2 separate regions of the Homo sapiens genome follow, and region 2 is linked to region 1. A link is a loop called in an ENCODE intact Hi-C map of the cell type or tissue named here. Cell type or tissue: IMR-90. All regions are shown on one strand.

Evidence for each region. Hi-C counts contacts between places; a loop is a spot of excess contacts. Peaks named below come from ENCODE experiments on the same cell type or tissue, not always from the same donor. Only the 100,000 strongest peaks of a DNase experiment are listed, where the experiment ranks them.
Region 2: a loop joins it to region 1, with 2.3 times the contacts of the local background. A loop is called at or near these places in 1 of 110 quality-filtered maps.

What each region holds. Positions count from the first base shown.
Region 1 is chr17:61,156,413-61,158,912 of GRCh38, forward strand. All of the region lies in intron 22 of BCAS3 (BCAS3 microtubule associated cell migration factor), which reads left to right. Among named protein-coding and RNA genes, the nearest start is that of BCAS3-AS1, 22 kb to the left of the region's middle. In IMR-90, a CTCF peak has its summit at 1,310; a DNase peak (open chromatin) is centred at 1,329; H3K4me3 peaks cover 628 bases; H3K27ac peaks cover 1,218 bases.
Region 2 is chr17:61,308,998-61,311,497 of GRCh38, forward strand. The region is part of intron 22 of BCAS3 (BCAS3 microtubule associated cell migration factor); the gene reads left to right. Among named protein-coding and RNA genes, the nearest start is that of TBX2-AS1, 89 kb to the right of the region's middle. In IMR-90, a CTCF peak has its summit at 1,021; a DNase peak (open chromatin) is centred at 1,054; H3K27ac peaks cover 2,292 bases.

The DNA.
Region 1 (2,500 bases):
TTTGGTCTGCCAAAATGAGATAGAGAAATGGAAATACGTGCTTTGTGGAGGATCCTGTTTTCCTTGAGTGTCCTTACCTGAAATGGTCTCTTTGGTTTTGTAGGTTCAGACTGAGGTTGGAACGGGCTTGCTTCTCTCTCTCACCTTCTCCCTACCCAACCCCTGCCTCCCCTTTTATTTTTATGTCGAGTTTCATCATTTGGTAAGAAATTTCAGAGGGATTTTTAAATATGAAACTGTGTCTTTTTGTAGTTGATGAGTAACCTGTGGATGTGAATCCTTGGAATCCTAATTGGCACATAACAATAATTGTTTCTATCCTGCTATAAACCATAAGTAACTCCTAAAAAAATTCACATGCACACAAAAAATCTGCAGTGTGGATATAAGTTAATGCCCTGAAGCTGGTACATACAGACCACCTCAACGATGGACTCCTTTATGAATGATTTAGGTAATTGACACAATTTAATATTTGCAATTATTTTTCCTTTGAAACAACACTTAAAAAAAACAAATTCTACAACATTTAAACAGTTGAGGCATCACTCTCCTATAAATTTAGTATTAAATTTCAAAATACGTATTTGTTTTAAAAAGCAAATGTGGTTAATCTCGAAATCATTGAACTTTCTCTTTGCTCTGGACTCCTTGTCTGAGGCTGTTTGGGATGGATTAATTTTAACTTTTCTTTCCTGTTTCTTTGCTTTCCCAGTGCATCTGGGGGAAATAACTCTGATTGATTTGGATATCAAAAGATGTACAATGTGAAGATCTAATTTATCAAAACAGAATTCAATAATTTTATTCATTTTGGCTCTCCCTTGAGACTCCAAAGATATATTCAGTAATATATTTGAAAAATCCAGGTATAAAAATGTCTTTTATCTTCTCTTCATCTTGTATACTCCTTGATTTCTAAGTACTTTTCCTCTTAGACTCATATTACTATCCCACTTTCCTTTCTGGGCTCTACATCAAACAGTGTAGGAATTACAGCAGGAGTGCTATCTGTGGAAGACTTACTCCCCTTGTTTGTTGCAGAAGAGCAGAACATTAAACAGTGAGTGGACTATGCAGAAACGCTCTCCCTCTCCGGCTCTTTTCTCCCTCCCTGCCTCTTTTTTTTTTTCATTCTTGCCTCTCCTTCTCTTCCTCTGTTTCTCTCTTTCTCTCTCTCTCTCTCTTCCCCCCCACCCGCCCCCATTCCCAATGGGAGTGTTGTTTATAGAGCATTATAATTTATAACTGAAGAGAGTGGATTTAATTTCAGTGGAGAGGCTCGCCAGCAGGGCGCCAGCCTGCAATCATATGAATCAGCAAGCTGCAAACTCTATTGAATGGAAAGTATTATCGCTGGCCACAAACGGACACTGTTTCTCCTAAACAACTCCCTTGGTGCAGGAAGACCTTGTCTTCATTCATCTATTTTACATATCTACTTCTGTTTTAATTTTGCCATTTCCTAAAAGTGTTTTCTGTTTTAGATTGCAGCTTTTCTCTAACTACCTTATTTCCTGATGCAATATTGAAAACTGCTATTGTATATTTCTGACTGATTTGATATCTCTTCTTTCCTTATTCTTTACCATGTATGACTAGTTTTCTGTTTGCTTCTCCTTCCTATATGCAACTCTTTTTTTTATGAGACCTGTTAAACCTGCCAAAAGACTAACCATTAGCATTAATACTGTAAAATGCTAGTCAGTTTGGATCACCTCAAGTTTTATTTAATCATGGATATTTTGTTTATACTCCGACATTTTTTCTACATTCATGGAAAGATTTATTTTGTTGTCTTGCAAACATCTGGGAGATGATTTCTTATTCTTTACATGACCCATCAAATGTCTTGTAATGTTAGTACTTGTGCCTTTATACCACATTTTTCTCAAGTGTTTCAGTCATTTTTTTAGGAAAAGGGATAGAATATGTGCATGACTTGTGGCTGGTATTTGTTTTTTGCTTTAACTCAAAATCAGCTGCTTTAATGTAGCTGAACTAAATCTCTAGGTTATTCTAAAAATCAAGTTGGACCAACTTTGCTGATACCTTTTTAAGAAGTATTTTACTGAATTCATGTAGCTATTATAATTGTTGGGAATTTTGGTAGTGAATCTTTAACTGAGGTTAGACAGATTGCATTACTCTTGCATCAAATATCATGCTATCTTCATCCAGGCTTTTAAATAATTTCAACACCTATGCCTTAACAATAAAATCCCAGTTGCACAAATAGCGGGTTAACTGATAATGATATTTGCTTAAAGGGAAAGAGGGATAGTACATGAGACAGTAAGGCAGCTCCGATAAAGGAATTTGATTTCGATTTCATTGGAAAGCCAGACTAGTCTGACTACATTTATTTAAAATAAAGGTCTTTAAAGATACTAACCGAAATGCAAAAATTAGCAGATAACAAAAGTGAACTTCTAATAACAAAACTTCTAATCAGAAATTTGATTAGAAGTTCATGTTTTGTCAGAAATAGATCCTTTTT
Region 2 (2,500 bases), 150 kb after region 1:
TGGCCTCCCCCAGCAGAGGCTTTGAGGACCTATCTGTCCCCTCCTCTGAGTGTCTTCAGCATGGAATCCTCTTTCTTTCAGGAGTCCGTGATTCTTGACTGAAACAAGGGTTAGTTCCCTACCTCCATGCCCGTCAAGGAGTAATACTTTTTTCAGCCTTGGGTTTAGTGACAGGGAAAAAAGAACGTTAGCTCATGTGAGGATACGTATAAGGGAATTAGATAACTCTCTACGTGATTTGCAAACACCTCAAAATTGTCAAGATGGAAAAGAGACCCAGAGTCCCCTTTCGTCCTCCCCATTCATTCTAGGGTAATAAGGGCTGGTGGAGAGGCGGTGTCCATTTTTTGACGGAACTGGTATGGGCAGATGAGCATGCCTGAGTACTGAACACTACCGTGTCACTCCCCATGTTGCCATTCTGTAGAAGAGGAAGCAGGAAGCCACCGACAGGGGCATAACTGTGGACCTAAAGTGGACATCAGAGGGGTCCCGGCAATGCGGCCCTGACCCTTCCCTGCCTCACTTGCCCTCTACTTCCCAGCTTCACCATAGCTGGGAAGAATATTTTGATTTGTTTGTTTTCCCTGAGAAAGAACAGTTTCTATCTCGAGTATTGCCTCCTTTCCTGAAGCGTGTTCTCCGTCCCAAGGAAAACACACACATCCAGAAGGCACTGTGAGCAAAGCCTGGAACTGGAGAGATGACCCAGGGTCTTTGGGATTGCGGAACAGCTGCTGTGGAAAAGTAGTGGCCTGTTTATGGGTTGAGGAGGCAGTACAGGGTGACAAGAGGGAGCCCGAGAGCCCCCCATGAATCTGTCTGCACCCTTGTGAGAAGAAGCCCATGAAGTCAAATGACAGCTTGTTTAAGGAAGCCATGAACTAGCAAATGTAGTTAAAAGATGAAGGGGGAAAATGAAGGGAAACGCTTATGCTTAAAGCAGTTTTCCTTTGAAAAACTACAGCATTTAGGCTACCAGGTTGTGTTTCCTTAATAGGAAGCCATATCCCAGCCATGTGGCAAGAATTAGTCATTGCCTTCCATATGGGTAGTAATAATAAATGTAGGAATTTAGAGGCTAATGAATCAGTGGGAGTTGCTATGGGTTTGCTGGGTGAATGAATCAAAGGCGATCCCTTCTTTCTCCCTGCTTCCATCTTTCCGGTCCTTTCCTCCTGCTATGCTTTTATGCGTATGAGCTTTCATCTCTGGCCCACTAACCCCAAGGATCCTTTGAATAATCTGGAAGGAGACCATCTAAAGAACTCTCTGGCCAGGTACAGTGGCTCACGCCTGTAATCCCAGCACTCTGGGAGGCCACAGCACGTGGATCACCTGAGGTCAGGAGTTTGAGACCAGCCTGGCCAACATGGAGAAACCCCGTCTCTACTAAAAATACAAAAATTAGCCAGGTGTGGTAGTGCATGCCTGTAATCCCAGTTACCTGGGAGGCTGAGGCAGGAGAATCCCTTGAACCCAAGAGGCGGAGGTTGCAGTGAGCCGAGATCGTGCCATTGCACTCTAGCCTGGGCGACAGAGTGAGACTCTGTCTCAAAAAAAAAAAAAAAAGAAAGAAAGAAAAAATGAACTCTCAAATCTGTCTCTAGCCTGCATGCGAATCATCGCCCAGAAACTAATCTGTCCCCCTGAGCCCAAGTATTAAGCCGAGCTATGAACCAAAAATTAGAGGTATGAGAGACATGAAGGGGGGCAGGCCTCTGTGCCCCGCCCTCCAAGAGCTCACCATCTAGTGCTAGAGACTGATGTGTAAACAGATCATCATAGTGATAAAAACCGTGATAGAAAAAGGATGACCAGTTGTTTTGGCCTGTGTGTGTAGGGGAGGCTCTGGGAGGCAGGTAGAATGCCGATGAGGATCTTCTATGACATGAGTGGCTGTTGAGCTCAGGAGATAAGAATTTGGAGCTGGAGCAGTTCACTTCCATTTTAAATCCCAGCCCTGTCTCTTAATAGTTGTGTCACTTTGAGCAAGTTACTTACCTCTCTGTGCCTCGGTTTTTTCATGTGTAAAATAGTATACCTACATCCTCGGGTTCCTGTGAGAATTCAGTGAGTTAATATGTGTGGAACACTTAAAATACTGCCTGCTCCTAAAATTACTGCTTGGCAGTAAATGCTATGTAGATGTTACTTTAAAATTATTACTATTTTCACATATCTTATGTGAATGTGCCTAAATGTGATATGTATATATTTTTCCTTTTAAAAATTTGAGATCATACTATACAGAGAGTCCAGCTTACTTTCCATATCAGCACATGTAGATGTACCTTAAGACATTAATTTAAAACCAACTTTCTTTTGAAAAACTTTCCAGCCTCATCAGACATTGGGGATTCTATGTGAGGGCACCTCTCCAAGATTGGATCTTGCTGTGGTTGATGGAGTTACATCCTTCACAGCACGGTCCAAATTAGAGATCTCCAGTCAGGCTGTTTGGTCTGTGAAACATTTGGATATTTGTTTTTTAAATCCA